Regions from separate parts of the Homo sapiens genome. Here region 2 is linked to region 1. The links are chromatin loops, found by intact Hi-C in ENCODE. Cell type or tissue: mammary epithelial cell. All regions are shown on one strand.

Region 1 (8,000 bases):
TGGACAAGCCAGTCTGGAGAAGTTAGGGCTGGAGATGTGAATGTGAAGATGATCGATTTTTACATAATATCTGAAGCCAAAGAGCTGAATGAGATCACCTAGGAAGTGGGCATAGAGACAGAAGGGGCTAGAGCCAAACCCGGAAATGCTTGAAGAGGTGGAGAAGAGGAAGACAATCCTCAAAGAGGATGGGAACATACATCAGCAAGTGAATATCAGTGGAAGGGTGGTGAGAAGAGAAACAAACGAAGTGAAATTGATGATGTAGGAAAGACATAACCTCAGGCACCAAGACCTTTCATAGGGAAGAGGCCTAGAGAGTAAACTTACTACCCAGGGGTATCAGGAGGAGTGAAAGAACACTAGGAGAGGACTAATAGTTAAAAGAGACACAGAGGAAGGGACAGGCACAGAGAAGTGAATATAGCGGTTGAAAGTAAGCAGTAGAGTACGGGAACATGGAACCAAAAGAAGAGAGGGTTTCAAAGAGAGCATGGCCAACAGTGTCCAATGCTGCTAAGAGGTAAAGTAGACGAAAAATGTGATTATGCCCAATGGATTTAGGTGCATAGGTGGCACTGGTGAATTTGGTTAAGCAGTTTTAGTGGACAGATGGCGGCGGAAATCAGGTTCCATAGGAGGTGAAAGGATGGAGGGAATTAGCACATAGAACTGCCTTTCAAGAATTTGGCTGGGAAGGAAGGAGAATAAGTGAGGCTGGGATATAAGGCAGGGTGTGTTTTCTCTTTTTTAGGATGATGAGACTGAGCATGAATAAATGTTGATGAGAAGAAGCCCAGAGAAAGCGAGAGAGAGAGAGGGAGAGAGAGACAAGTTAAAAATACAGGACTGAGATGGTGCAAAGGGGAGAAGGAGGTCTCTGAGAAGTAAAAGTAGGTGATGTCAACAGCAAAGACCCTGGATTTTTCTTTATCCAGAAAAAGACACACCTTCAGGAGGAAGTTTGACAGTGGAGGCATATTTGACAGTGGAGGCATATTTGTGGCAAGAAGTTGATGGATAAAATTGTTAATTAAGGACTGGACTCTTCTTTATTTTGAAATAAACCATGAGTTTAAGGATGGAGGGGTGGACTCGGATATGCTTGACTTGCACAGTTTCTTGGGTGGATTCTCCTTTCAGTTCAATTACTCAGCCAGATGGCACCACAAAGAAATCTTGTGGGAAAAGACAGGGATAGGAGCTCAGGTCTGCAAGGGGCAGGATTAGTGTGAAAGAGAATGCACACAAGCAGATATGGATCAATTAACAACTAATGTTTTACCAGCACCCACAACCTGATGTGGCAGTCATTTTAGGGGGCAAGCTTTTTACATGGAAACCGGAATTCCTAACTTACAGGTAATTAGTAAAATGTGAAGACAGAGCTCCAAGACATTTAGATCAAAGTGTGGCTGTGCACCTAAATCTTCATCAAGCAGGCCTTCAGACTTTCCAATGCAAATAGTAATCTTTGTTTTCATCTTTCAGTGGGAGACACTAAACTCAAACCAGATATTCTGGATCCTGTCGAGGACACACTGGAAGTAGAACTTGGTAAGCTGGGCCTCATCGCCTTTGAATGACATCGTGCTGCTGGGAGCAGGTCTAAGTGTGATAGAAGGAAAACAGCATTGGGATTTCCAGTCAAACAGAATTGGGTGTGAATCTTAACTCAGCCATTGACTAGTTTTGTGACTTTGCACAGTTACTTCATCCTTTAAGCCTCAGTACTTAAATCCGCAAATAGCTATCATAAAACTGACCCTAAAAGATTATATTGCAGGCCGGGCATGGTGGCTTATGCCTGTAATCCCAGCACTTTGGGAGGCTGAGGTGGGTAGATCACTTGAGGTCAGGAGTTTGAGACCAGCCTGGCCAACATGGTGAAACCCCATCTCTACTAAAACTACAAAAATTAGCCGGGCGTGGGTGTGGGTGCCTGTAATCCCAGCTACTCAGGATGACAAGGCAGGAGAATCACCTGAACCTGGGAGGCGGAGGTTACAGTGAGCCGAGATCGAGCCATTGCACTCCATCCTGGGTGGCAGAGCAAGATTCCATCTCAAAGAAAAAAAAAAATTATACTGAGAAATAATGGGACAATGTATGTTAAGTGGCTGGAGCATGAAACCTGATCAATAGATTTTATTCTTCCTTAACTTCCCCAGGAACAGGTGGTTTCGTACATGTTGGTTAGGTCTATCAGTTATGACTACAAATTCGCCAACCTGAGTAACATTAACTCTTATGAATATGACATTTAATCTGGCATTTAAGAGAACTGTAGTAGAATTCTACAACCCCTGCCCAAACAATTTGTATTCCAAAGTAGTGTCTTCTTTGGGGTTGAGGAGAAATTGACTTCCCTGTGGGTCTCCTTTTATTTTGTCAACTTCAATAATATCTATGTCTTTCTACACAGACAAATAAGAATTGCTGTATTAAAAATAAAATGCTGTTTTTCTTTTAATAATATAAATTTTTTTATTATTATTATACTTTCTAAAATGCTACTAAAACATTTATTATTTTAGAAAGAAACATAAAAATACATGTTATGATATAAGATCACTAGATGGCAGGAGTGGTGTGTTCTGACTCTAGAAATAGCACTAACTATGTGCTCAACGTCACAGGAATGGAAGGAAGGAGGAAAGAAGGAGGAAAAAATTAGATTAATTCATATAGTCAAGTTACATATGTATTAGTGAATTATAAGGTATTACCAGTGGAAAAACGTTAAGGTGCAAAGATGAGTATTCAAATGGAGCTCCTAGTCATTTCATGGTTAAATATTAGATTTGAGGCAGAGCATATGTGAATATTCCTCATGGAAAAAAATGGGTAGAAAAAAGTTAGTCTCATAATATGCATGCCCATCCATAGTGAATTGTTCAGAAAAATTGCTTAATATCGAAATAATTTTTTTATTTAAACCACGTGCTACAATAACTTTATGATTTTTACTTAATAAACAAATATTGGATAGTAAAATTTTCTTTATGGACACACCTTGTACTTCAACAGTAGTGCAGAAGACCGGGCTGATCTCAGAAACTCCTCATTTTCTTAGTTTTCTTAGTGTCTCCCTCAATCCACATAAGGACCCTTAGTGATATAATCATGCTCATCTTCATTTTAAGAACATATAGTCATATGGTTGAGATAGAAGGATTGCCCATTAGAAAAAATGTACCTGGTTTTATGCATTTCTGAATGAGAGCTGTGTAGACGTTTCATTATTTCTGGCACACATATTCTACCTGCAAACCTGATTGCATCAGGAGACAGCTTCTGGCGACGTCTTCCTCCCAGATGTAGGACAAAGTATTCTCACCAGCTTCCTTCTTGTTTTCTCTGGCCTCTTCATTTTCAGGAAAGCCTTTAACTATTAGCTGCAAAGCACGATTTGGCTTTGAAAGGGTCTTTAACCCTGTCATAAAATGGTACATCAAAGATTCTGACCTAGAGTGGGAAGTCTCAGTACCTGAGGCGAAAAGGTAAGAAAAAAACTCACGGATTCTGTTCTCTGCAATTCAGAAGAGATACTTCTACCTTTAGAAATGCCTAAAGTATACAGTTGATGGTGTAGCCACCAGCACCGACTAGTGGTGAAAATAAAAGCACAAAAATGCAAAGTGCAAACGGCCGTTGAATGAAATATTTAAGTTGTTTTAAACCTCAATTTGTAGGAACAGTTTGACGTGGCTGCTCTCAAAGTCAAGCTATTGAGCAGACAGTTGTACTGACCCAGACTGCTTGGAGATAAGTAATATGTCCAAGAAATGGGAGGAAATGCTGCTTACCCTCACTCTGCTTTTCACCGGTGCCACCCGTTCAGAGAGTGTGGGGGTACAGGGATCCAGATGTGTGGGGTAATGAACAGTCTAGAAAACCTCCAGGGGAAATGGCATCATAATAATAAGTCTGACAAAAAATATGTGAAGTGAGGAATACCTGAAGCAACTTAACCCCGAAAAAGAGGCTCAGAGGAGGGCTCTCTGTCTTGAAATCCTTGGGAGCTATTACATTGTTTGAGAAATTTGACTTGGTTTGTTGCTCTCTGGAGCACAGAACCCGGATCAGTGGTTTGAATTTACTGGTGAGATATTTTGGCCAGTAGAAAACCCTAGATATTTGGAGCTATCCAATCACAAAAAAAGTTGATCTCCAGTCCCCAGAAGGATCAAAGGGCCTGGATCCAGTGATGTCCAATCAGATGTGTCTCCAAAGGATGCATTCCCTGATTTTTCGAAGATGTGACCCAGAGTAAGAGTCTATGCATTAAGTACCTTCTTCTGATACTTAACAGATATCAATAAGAAAATGCAATATCATTTTGAAAAGTATACATCATTACAAAAAAGTACAGAACAGATTTTGGTCACAACAATAAAATTTAGCAAGAATTTCTAAGATCAGGAAGGTCATTGGGGCCCATCTTAAGCTGATATTGCATTAGAGTTCACAGTAGGAGAGTGTAGTCAAGAGGGTATGTTTTGACATCACCCACCCTTGGGTTTAAACCCATTTTCTATCTGATGTCAACATGACCCTTAGCCCCGGTGAGCCTCCATCACCCATTGATAATCTATGGATAATAGCCTGCACTTTGCAAGCTCACTGGGAGGCGTGGTTACAGCAGAGGTGTTATGCCTATCACAATGTGTGACAGGTAGGAAGCACTCAGTGAATAGGAGCTGGCATCGTGGTCTCAGAGCAACACAGCCTAAAACATCATTCACATACACAAGATTTCTTAACACAAAGATGGATTGTAGATTGGTAACTTCAGAGAACTCAAATTGTGAATAAATGCCAAGACTCCCAACTTCCTGGGTGGAGCAGCGTGGCACAAGCCCAGGAATCAAGCTGCCCATTCCCTGCAGTGTGGTCTGGGGCTACTCACCCACCTTCTTTGCCTTGTCCTTGTCACTGGCCAAGGCCATTATGATCCTATTATACTCTAGGGTTCCTGGGAGGTGAGGAATGGAGGACATTAGAGTCCATATTTTGTGCACAGAAGAGGGACTGATACATAGTAAACCTTCAGTAGGAGTTGGTCATTTTAAATATTTTTCTTAAGGTATTGTTATTATCTATTCTCAAGGGGAATTCTTAAGAGTAAGGAAGGTCAGATGAGTCTCACAAATAAATAATGTCTTAGCGTGAATGCTTAGAAGAGTCAATAATTGAATCAAGAATGAGCCCTTTTTGACCATCTTACATTCTCGTGGTATCTTATACTATTGATCTCACAGTTCTCTAAAAGCCAAACTGTTGGCTGCTTATACGTGTTCCAAATGCTGCAAATGGGTGTCAATGTATGTTACTGAATGGAGTGGTATTTTTTCTCCTTTCTCAGTATTAAATCCACTTTAAAGGATGAAATCATTGAGCGTAATATCATCTTGGAAAAAGTCACTCAGCGTGATCTTCGCAGGAAGTTTGTTTGCTTTGTCCAGAACTCCATTGGAAACACAACCCAGTCCGTCCAACTGAAAGAAAAGAGAGGAGGTAAGCCCAGAAGGTTGCCCAGGAGGCATGAAACTGCTTTCACTTGAGAGGGGAGGAGTTTTCCTAAAGAATAGTAATAATGATGACAGCGATTACATTTTCTAGGTGACAGACATTGTTTTAAGCACTTTCCTGGTGTCAACCCATTTAATACCTTGACCAAAGCCACACAACTAGTAAACTGCATATTACTGGTTTAGAGCTAGTTCTCTTAAGTAATAGTCTGCGTTTGGGAGGCCATGTTGGAAAAGCAACTCATTCATGCACTCATTCATTCACGCATTCATTCTACAATAGCTATGGGGTATGCCCAGAATGGCAGGCATTGTGCTAAGACCTAGCCTCCTTTCCAATTTTTCTTTCCTGGCTTTCAAATCCAAAGGACATGATGGATTCATGTTCTGATGAGTGGAGAATGGAAGAGAGAAGGAGTAATCTTGTTCATTGTTCAAAATGGTGTGTGTATATCACGGATATATTAAAAAAAAAAAAGCTGGAGTAGAAATTCTAGGTAAGGAAAAGCGTTTAAATTTCTTTGAAAAGATGCCCAGAGATGAAATTGATATCATTCATTCCTTTAATTAATAGATAACTATAGTTATAAGCAGGTTTGAATGTTTCTGAGGCTTCAACAAGACAAAGTGTGTTCTGGCCTGTAGTAAACGCTCTGTGAAGGGGGTTTTCCCCCATGGGAGTATGCAGGAGATCCCTCGTGTCAGGTAAGCCAGATGGGACTCCTGGTCTCAGGAAATTTAGGCTGCAGTAGGAATGATAATACAGGAAAATAATTTACAATATGCAATGAGAGAGATGTAAATGGATTGTGTGGACGTTTACGAGGGGAAAAAATAAAAGGAATATGATAAGTTTCCCAGGCCACCCTGATCAGGAACTGCCCATTCCCCTGGGGTCTCTAGTGTTTATTGTAAGACAGGTCTCAAAATGTGATTTTTTAAAATTTTATTTTAATAGGTTTTGGGGGTACAGGTGGTTTTTGGTTACATGGATAAGTTCTTCAATCTGAAAATCTTTAGATTTTTGAGATTTTGGCATACCCGTCACCCGAGCAGTGTACACTACACCCGTTGTGTCGTCTTTTATCCCTCACTCCCCTCCCACCCTTCTCCCTCAGTCTCTAAAGTCCGTTGTATTATTCTTATGCCTTTGCGTCCTCATAGCTTAGCTCCCATTTATAAGTGAAAACACACAATGTTTTGTTTTTCATTCCTGAGTTACTTCACTTAGAATAATGGTATCCACCATCCTGGCTAACAAGGTGAAGCCCCGTCTCCACTAAAAATACAAAAAAAATTAGCCGGGCGTGGTGGCGGGCGCCTGTAGTCCCAGTTACTTGGGAGGCTGAGGCAGGAGAATGGCGTGAACCCGGGAGGCGGAGCTTGCAGTGAGCTGCGCGCCACTGCACTCCAGCCTGGGCGACATACAGACTCCGTCTCCAAAAAAAAAAAAAAAAAGTATAATGAATAATGGTCTCCAACTCCATCCAGGTTGCTGCACATGCCATTATTTTGTTCCTTTTTATGGCTAAGTAGTATTCCATGGTGTGATTTGAGAGGTTTCCAGATTCACAAAAACTGCTGCTAGTGGCAATGATTTTGATAAAATAATAGAGCTGGAAAAGGTGCTGGGTGGGCCATAGCGCCGGCCTGAACATGGTCTTGGTCCAATCCCGCTGCCTCTATGTCTCTTCATACTGGCCCTGTCTCCACAGTGGTGCTCCTGTACATCCTGCTTGGCACCATCGGGACCCTGGTGGCCGTGCTGGCGGCGAGTGCCCTCCTCTACAGGCACTGGATTGAAATAGTGCTGCTGTACCGGACCTACCAGAGCAAGGATCAGACGCTTGGGGGTAAGTTTACCTCCACATGCAGCCCTCTGACTTTTCCTCTGGGAATTGACTTGGAGCAGGACAACAGAAAATACCATCACTACCCCTTGGCTTTGTTTCCTCAGAGTTACCTTAGAAAAGAACTTCAAATGTCCCCTGCCAGCCAGGGCAGAGCATAAAGGAGGAGCTGAAGAAAGAAATGTCCCCACTGGATAAAGTCATGCCCCTGAGGTTTTGAGGCCTTCCTCCAGGTCTAGTGACCTTACACTGAGGAAGGCTGGAGAAACAATTATTTTTTTCATTCCAGTTGCCAGGAATCTTGTAGGCAATGCTATTGTGAAACATGTTGGACTTAAAAATAATCCCTCTATAACCAACCTAAAGCAATAGGGCAAATGAGTGAATATCTCTGTGCCTTTGTTTCCTCATCTATAAAACAGGATTGTCATAGCACCAATTGCAAAGGATGCTGTGAGGGCTCACTGATGTATTCTTAAGACACATTTAGTATTCATTCATTTATGTATGTATGTATGTATGTATTTATTTATTTATTTATTTTGAGATGGAGTCTTGCTCTGTCTCCCAGGCTGGAGTGCGGTGGCACCATCTCAGCTTACTTCAATCTCCGCCT
Region 2 (8,000 bases), 260 kb before region 1:
ATAATTTTTTGATGTGATAACATTCATTTTACAACCAAAGATTGTGTGTGTGTGTGTGGGGGGGGGCGGGGTGTTTAAATTTTAAGGAGAGGAAGAGTTACAGGAATAGGTGGTACTATTTAAAATGAGTATTAATCATTCAAAACAAAAACATGCTCATCTTACCACATGCCGCTCAGGTTTCTTCTGAAGAAGGCTTGGCTGCTCAAAGTACGTAAATCATACCTATACCTTAAATCTGAGCCCCAAACATTAGCACAGCAGTCTCTCAAAATTTGCAGCTGTTAGACCAGTTGAGCCTGTACCACCTGACTCTAGACTCATAGGAGGCTGTTGACATCTCTAAAGCTGTGTTCAACCAGTTGAGAGATTAATTTACCTACAGGGTGAAGTTGATGAAGCTTGTTTTTCTTAGAACCTTTGACCTGGAAGTGATCCCAAGTGCCATTTGGCTTCTGCTTCCGGGTCTGGGAAGGCTACAATGATACCATTCTACAGTGTTCATTGGTTTTCCTGTCAATCTACACATCCTGAGGATGAGATTCCTTAGGCTTCTTTAGTGAAACGGTATTGCATGTTTCACAGCCTGTGTGGGGACCCACTCCTGCTTTGGTTCATGTAGTTAATCCTTCCCTGGCTAACACTACATTTTCCCTCCACAGCCATGTTACGTCACTTACCCTGCTTAGCCAGGGACAGACTGCAGCTTCTCATTTGCTTTCAAGGCTGTAGACAGCAGCCATCTGTTTCAACAGTTTTTGTCGTCAGATGCTATTCCGTAGTCCTGCCTTCCACACTGTACTTGATTGCTTCTGAATTCTTGTCTTTCCTAAAACTGGACCCATGTCCTCTCTCAAATTCAAAAACACAGGGGAAATATTTGTGTTCTCAAGCGTACTTTTAGATTTTTAAAAAGTGCTAACCAAGTGGTTAACATTATGCTAGACACTGAGAAAATTACAAGGTAAGAAAAAACAGAAATCTAGCCAGAGAAGAAGAGTGTGAAGAGAAAGTTGTTCAGGAAACAATCTCATATGACAGAGGGTCTTAAACCCATGACTGAACTATTTGGACTTTACCACTAGGAGTAGGTATATGGGAGATATTGGAGGCAACAGGTTGGAAGAACTTTCGACATAAAGAAACACATTGATAGGGCACTATTGTACAGCAGATTGGGAGGAGGTAAAAGGTTACATAGGGAGGTTGTTAGGAAGGTGGTAGAGTAATCCCCTTGGGAGTCAATTATATTTAAGACATTTTATAAAATAAATTAGGAGAAACTTCTTTTTATTACGAAAGCAATAATGGTTTGAGAGAATGTGGAAATTTCTAAAACATATAAGGAAGAAAAATGTCACCCATAACTTCACAACCTAAAGATAATTATTGATATTTTATAACATTTCTATGGATATAACTGAGACCATATAATACATGGAGTTTAACACTCTTTTTAAAACTTAGCATAAATATTTGCCCACATTACTATTATACGAAATACAATCTATAAGTAGTCACTAAGTCTATCAAATGGATGGTCCATAATCTGATAGCTTTGCTGCCTTCAGTGGACATCCAGATTATTTCTAGTTTTAGCTATCAGTAGTCAAAGTGCAATAGTTATCCTTTCTCAAATATTTTTACTTCCCTAATCATTTGCTTAGCATATATTCAGAGGGCAAGATTCCTTTTCAGGTTCTTGATGTTCCATAGAGACATTTGCTCCTCTTACACAAGCAGTGTGTGGCACTGAGAATACTCATTATTAAATCATTGCTAATTTGATAGACAAAAAAAGGTTATCCTTTGCCAGTTAACTATTAACATGGTTGAATGTTTCACTTAACAATTACAATTGGAGGCGGGTGGATCACTTGAAGCCAGGAGTTTGAGACCAGCCTGGTCAACATGGTGAAATGAAACCCCATCTCTACCAAAAACACACAAAAAGCAAAAAACAAAAATTACCTGGGCGTGGTGGTGCACGCCTGTAATCCCAGCTACTAAGGAGGCTGAGGCAGCTGAGGCTATTGGCTTCGTCTGTGTTATTTTATTTTGGAATTTACAAACTGTTTCCTCCTTTGTGATTTTGCACTAGCTGTTTCCTACTTTGGGGAAAGCCCTTCTCGCAGACCTCCACATGCTGGACTCCTTGCCTTGACAAGGGCCTCTGCTGCACCATAGTCCCTTCTGAAGGGAGGACTTCCCCAACACCCTCTCCATCACTTCATCATAATTGCTTTCAGGGTTCTCACCAGCCTGAAATCATCCTTCAAAATTTTCTTATTTACTTGACACTAGAATGACTGTAAACTCTAAGAGGGTCTGTCTTCTGTACAGCTGTATTTCTGGCACTCAGAATATCACCTGGAACACAGTGGGAACTGTATAAATATTTGATGAGGGACTGAGCGAACTAATGAATGGAGCTCGAGGGAGTGAGTGATTAAGCCCAGGACTGCAGGAAACCAAGTGCTTTAAGGACCTCCTTCCAGTCTCCCTGGCTGCTTCTTCCATTTCTAGAAGTCCATTTCATCCCAACAATAGCAGTCTGCTACAGAAATGCTGCTATATATTCCCAAGCCTCATAGAGGGGAAATATGAGAACTTAAGGGCCTTAAAGGTATAAAGATCTTGGTGGAGCCCCAAACACCCACCCCAGCCTAATACTGGGTTTTGGAAAGTTTAATTGTTGCGTGTGAATATATTTCTGTTTCATTCTCATTGGGAAACATTATCTGTGGGATATGGCCAATGGGAAATAATCAGATATTTAGTTAGAACAAATAAAAGGTAGTATGCATCATGTAAAATATAAATTTGTATATGAAATCTTTAATCCAAATTGTTGCCCTCCTACCCTTCTGAATAGCCGTCATATCCTAGTCTGAGGGTCAAATAGACTGAAGGTAAAATTCAACCAAGCAGAATTCTGTAATGCTTTCATCACACACAGATTTGTTGCTTTTTGCCTGCTCTCAGAATGAAGTGATGAATCTCTAGAGGAAGTTGATTTACTTCATAAAAAAAAAAACCAACTGAAAATTATTTCCTATGGCCACTGACTAATGCTAGAAAACATTAAGAATATTCCCATTGAAAAAATATCTGCAAGTGGGAGAGAATTAGACAAGGAGGGGTTGGTAGGGGGATGGTGATAAGCATCTATTACATATTATACACCCTGTTATGGAGGCTTTACAACTGCCACCTCTGAAAACTGGGCATAACCTCTCAATCTAAATGTATATAAAATAAAATCACAGGATAGCTTTTACATCAGAGCAGCAAAACTGGCAAAATTTAAAAGTCTGACATTACCAAATATTGGTAAGAACATGAAGCAATGAAATTCTTTTCCTCTAAAGGACATAGCTATGGAAAAAAATTAGGGCTTTTCTAATACAATTGAGGATGTACCTACCCAATGATTCTGCAATTCCGTTCACTAAATGGCCTCTGAAATACTCGCACAAAAGGACATTACCAGAATCTTTGCAGCAGCACCGTTTATAAGAGCAAAATATAAATTTGGAAAAACTTAAATGTTCGAAGGAGATGAATACATTTAAGTTTTTTTTTTTCAAGGTAATTGAGAACCTGCAGTAAATATTATGGTTTCCTGTTATTTTTAATTGCTAAGTTTACAATACCCGGAATCAGTTCTGCCTTCAAAGCCAAGTGTTCATTTTCCACGTATCAGGAAACACATTTGGCATAGAGACCATCCCAGGAAGTTAAATTTCAGATTCTCAGAATTAGTAGCAAAGTGCAATGTCAGAAGTGTCCAGTGAGAGGCACTGCAGGGGACTGGGATGGCCTGTCTTAACTTCATACATTTTGGGGCAACAATACCCATTAAACTTGGCATATATACTAGTCCTCAGGCTAAGAAATAAGATAGGACACAAATGCATCTATTCATAAAGTGAAAATGAAAAAAGATAGCATAAAGATTTAGAAATACCTTTCAACACTGCTCATAGAAATAATTCTGAATGCAAATCATATGACTTTTATAAAAATAGTAACACTTTTGTTTTGTTTTGGATGAGGACATAAACGCTGAAGAATATACATATACAGAGGAACCTCGTTTACTGCTGATAGTAGGGGAAATAAATAATAATCTCTATTTATAGCTTAAGAAAGAGGTCCTCAAAGAGTGGGAGCCCTATGGGTCCCTGAGAGACCCTTCAAAAAGATCTGTGAAATCAAAACTATGTTCATCGTAATATTAAGACCTTATATTCCTTTTTTATTCTCATTCTCTCATTAGTGTATGGTGGACCTTTTCAGAAGCTATATGACATATTATATCATGACACTGATTGCAGAAGCAAGTATGAGAATCCAGTCATCTTCTAGTAAGCCAGACATCAAAGAGATCTGCATCTATGTAGAACAATGCCGCTTTTCTCAATAAGCCTGTTTTAGAAAGTAGAGTTATTTTTCATAAATTGTATGATATTTGCGTTAACATGTAATGGGTTTATTGTCACTTAAATAAGAAAGTAAACGTTTAAAAATTCTCCCTTTAACTTCTAATGTAGTAATATTGACAGGCATAACCTACATAGACAAAAGCACTTTGGAATCCTCAATACTTTTTAAGAGTGTAGAAATCTACAAACCACTGACCTTCAGCCTATCACAGGAAGCTTTGCTATTAGCACAATTATTGCATCTCTGCTCCTATGGTTGCTTTTGTCTCACTGTCTCTGATCTTTCAAAGACCGTTGGGAAGAGCTTGACCAGTAATCTATTGAATGGAGATTACATTTTGAACCTTTTCCTACAACTCAGTGCCCTGTGGGATGACTCTGGGGTGTCTCCTGATGGCTAGGGCAACAGGTCCCTGTTGACATCACCTTATCGGGAAGTTTTAGACAGGAACAGTCTTCAGGCTCTGAAGTACTTGAACACCATGGGATTCCTGCCTTACAGAAGTTAATGAGCACGACTCAGGCAGATTCATAATTCTCCTTAGAAGCCATTTGGGATGGCTTCCACTTTGGGGTCATTCCACATAGGCCAATGCAGAGCATGCAGTAACTGCTCAAATAGGATTTGGAAAGGAATGAATAATTCATTTAGACGTTCAACTTGGAATAGACTTAAGCAGACACTCCTGGTGATGAAGGACTTAGATGCCAGAAAATCAGGCTCAAAGACTTTCAAGCCACTTCCTAGTGTGATGTCACATTCCTTCCTACGCTCCACTGGGGAAGGCAGGTCTGCCCCGCCCACGGTGGCGGGGAAATACCTAGGCATGGAAGTGGCATGACAGGGCTCGTGTCCCTGTCATATTTTCCACTCTCCACGAGGTCCTGCGCGCTTCAATCCTGCAGGCAGGTAGACACCGGGCCGGGAGTCTGGCTGAGCCAGGCATGGGTGGGGCCCTGACAGTAGGAGAGGTGTGCAGGAAAAGACGTGGCAACAATGTGTGCCACCGCAGGCCAGGGATCAGGCCCCCCAGGCCGGCCCCCGACCGGCTAGGTGACCATGGGGGAGCCGACTCCGTCTCTGGGTCGAGGAGTGGAGCTCGCGGCTATTTTCAGCTCCAGCGGCTCCCTGCCTTCCTTTCTCCTTTCCCGCTGGCCCTTGCCAGGTAGGCCTGCCCTGGCTGCTCCCCAGTGAGCGGGTGTTTGGGGTTTCTGTTTAGACCGCCAGGCTCGGGTGGATCCCGAGGACACAGGCGCGCAGGGGAGGCTCCGTGCGCCGCGAGCGGGGTTGGGGTCCCACGTCTGGAACCCAGGCCGCAGGCTGCGCTGGGGGGCGCCCTGGCCCTCACGGGGGCTCTGGACACCAGCCTGCTTCGCTGTCAGGTGGCAGAAGCAGCTCCCACGCGGTCCCCACCGCCGCCGCCGCCTACTCCTCGCCCATCCTCCTCTGCGGCGGGGCGAGCTCCCTGCCCTGGATCCTGGTCGGGCGCCCAGACGAAGGAGACAGGGGAAGGGCAGTCTTTGGGGAAACGTGGGGCCAAAGTCGGAGGGCTCCCCAGGAAAAAGGGAAGGTCAGCGGCCTGGGCGGTTGTCTTTGAGATTCCGAGGTCGCCCACGCCGGCGCCTCGGGCCCGCCCTACTGCGTCCTCCCCTCCCACCCTCTTCTCCCTTCCTTGCAGCCCGGTTTGGGGATGTGGTCCTTGCTGCTCTGCGGGTTGTCCATCGCCCTTCCACTGTCTGTCACAGCAGGTACGTTCCGTGTGTCCTCCGTTCCCAGAGGCTGCCCGAGTCCACAGGCTCCTGGCCTGTCATTGGGAGCCCCCGGGGATCGCGTCAGCCCGAGCGCGGCTCCTTCCCCTCCCCAGACCGCCAGGCGGAGTTCCGCGGAAGAGGAAACAGAGAACCAGCTCCACGTGCTCGGATGCTCAGCCCTGAATGTCGCCTTTGAGCTTGGAGGTGACTTCGGGGAGGGGAAGGAGTTAGGCAAATTCCAAGTGAAGACTTGAGTAACAATGCTCAAATGGAATTACTACAGGCTATTTTATAAGATAAAGCGTTATTTTATGACACAAGGTGAAAGCAAGGAAACCGTCAATAGAACAAATTTCTTCTAAGAAATTTGGTATGGCCGGGCGCAGTGGCTCATGCCTGTAATCCCAGTACTTTGGGAGGCCAAGGCGGGCGGATCACGAGGTCAGGAGATCTAGACCATCCTGGCTAACACGGTGAAACCCCGTCTCTACTAAAAATACATTAAAAAAATTAGCCGGGCGCGGTGGCGGGCGCCTGTAGTCCCAGCTACTCAAGAGGCTGAGGCAGGAGAATGGCGTGAACTCGGGAGGCGGAGCTTGCAGTGAGCCGAGATTGAGCCTCTGCACTCCAGCCTGGGCGACAGAGAGAGACTCCGTCTCAAAAAAAAAAAAAAAAGGAAATTTGGTAGAAATGAACTTTAAAAGTGAACCAAATTTTTTTTCTTAAACAATCGTTTTGGGATGAAATACCTTTTACTCAAGACAGAGTAAAATAACTGGGTGGCAGAGCAGAAACAGAAAAGACAAGAAGGGTTGATTTACTCTGTAGGTGAGTACAGAGTAAAGAACTCTGTGGATGAAAAGAACTAAGGGTCGTAGAATAGAAGGGAAAGAGGGAAATCACTCCCGATGGGGAGGTTTGTGAGGAGGGAACGGAGTAAATTCTGTTTTATGGATACATTTAAAGAACTTGGAATTATACTTTATAATCAGCAGGCTATTTTTAGGAAACTTCCAGACTCAAGAAACTCCCAAATAAAATTTCAAATTGGCTGGAAAATTGAAGAGGCATTTAAAAAAACTAACAGTAAATAAAACTGAAGTTTTCTTTCATGGATAATTGTTTTGTTTTGTTTTTCTTTCCCTAGATGGATGCAAGGACATTTTTATGAAAAATGAGATACTTTCAGCAAGCCAGCCTTTTGCTTTTAATTGTACATTCCCTCCCATAACATCTGGGGAAGTCAGTGTAACATGGTATAAAAATTCTAGCAAAATCCCAGTGTCCAAAATCATACAGTCTAGAATTCACCAGGACGAGACTTGGATTTTGTTTCTCCCCATGGAATGGGGGGACTCAGGAGTCTACCAATGTGTTATAAAGTAAGTTCCTAATTTAAAATAGAACTAACTCGTGTGTGTATGTATAAATTATTTTAGGAAAATTCTTAACGAACATAGAAAACTCTTGAGAAGAATTATGTTGTTGTATGTTTTTATAATTGCTACAAGACAATTTCCAGTGAACACATTTTTAAACAGAACAGATTTGTAAATCATTTTTGGAACCTGATATGCATCTTTCCCTATGGAAATGGCACCTCAGACCAGACCCACTCACAAAGTGTGTTTGTCCCAGTATTATTGCTGCCATCTTTCTTTCCTGTTTTCTTTTTCTTTTCTTTTTTATTTTTCTTTTTTATTTTTTGAGATGGAGTCTCGCTCCGTCACCAGGCTGGAGTGCAGTGGCGGCGATCTCGGCTCACTGCAACCTCCGCCTCCCAGGTTCAAGTGATTCTCC

Evidence for each region. Hi-C counts contacts between places; a loop is a spot of excess contacts. Peaks named below come from ENCODE experiments on the same cell type or tissue, not always from the same donor. Only the 100,000 strongest peaks of a DNase experiment are listed, where the experiment ranks them.
Region 2: it touches region 1 in a loop (6-fold over the local background); 11 of 110 quality-filtered maps call a loop at or near these places.

What each region holds. Positions count from the first base shown.
Region 1 is chr2:102,439,821-102,447,820 of GRCh38, forward strand. It overlaps IL18RAP (interleukin 18 receptor accessory protein), which reads left to right. Exons shown (of 10, transcript NM_001393487.1): 5 at 1,492-1,557; 6 at 3,380-3,503; 7 at 5,369-5,520; 8 at 7,250-7,387. Among named protein-coding and RNA genes, the nearest start is that of MIR4772, 12 kb to the left of the region's middle. In mammary epithelial cell, CTCF peaks have their summits at 2,586 (motif pointing right) and 3,607; no DNase peak of the experiment used is centred here.
Region 2 is chr2:102,181,729-102,189,728 of GRCh38, forward strand. IL1RL2 (interleukin 1 receptor like 2) reads left to right here and starts at 5,295. Exons shown (of 12, transcript NM_003854.4): 1 at 5,295-5,358; 2 at 6,128-6,197; 3 at 7,348-7,582. The coding sequence starts at 6,140. It overlaps IL1R1-AS1 (IL1R1 antisense RNA 1), which reads right to left and starts at 380. Exons shown (of 3, transcript NR_174960.1): 1 at 166-380. RefSeq lists an enhancer at 4,951-5,480. In mammary epithelial cell, a CTCF peak has its summit at 3,802; no DNase peak of the experiment used is centred here; H3K4me3 peaks cover 1,194 bases; H3K27ac peaks cover 759 bases.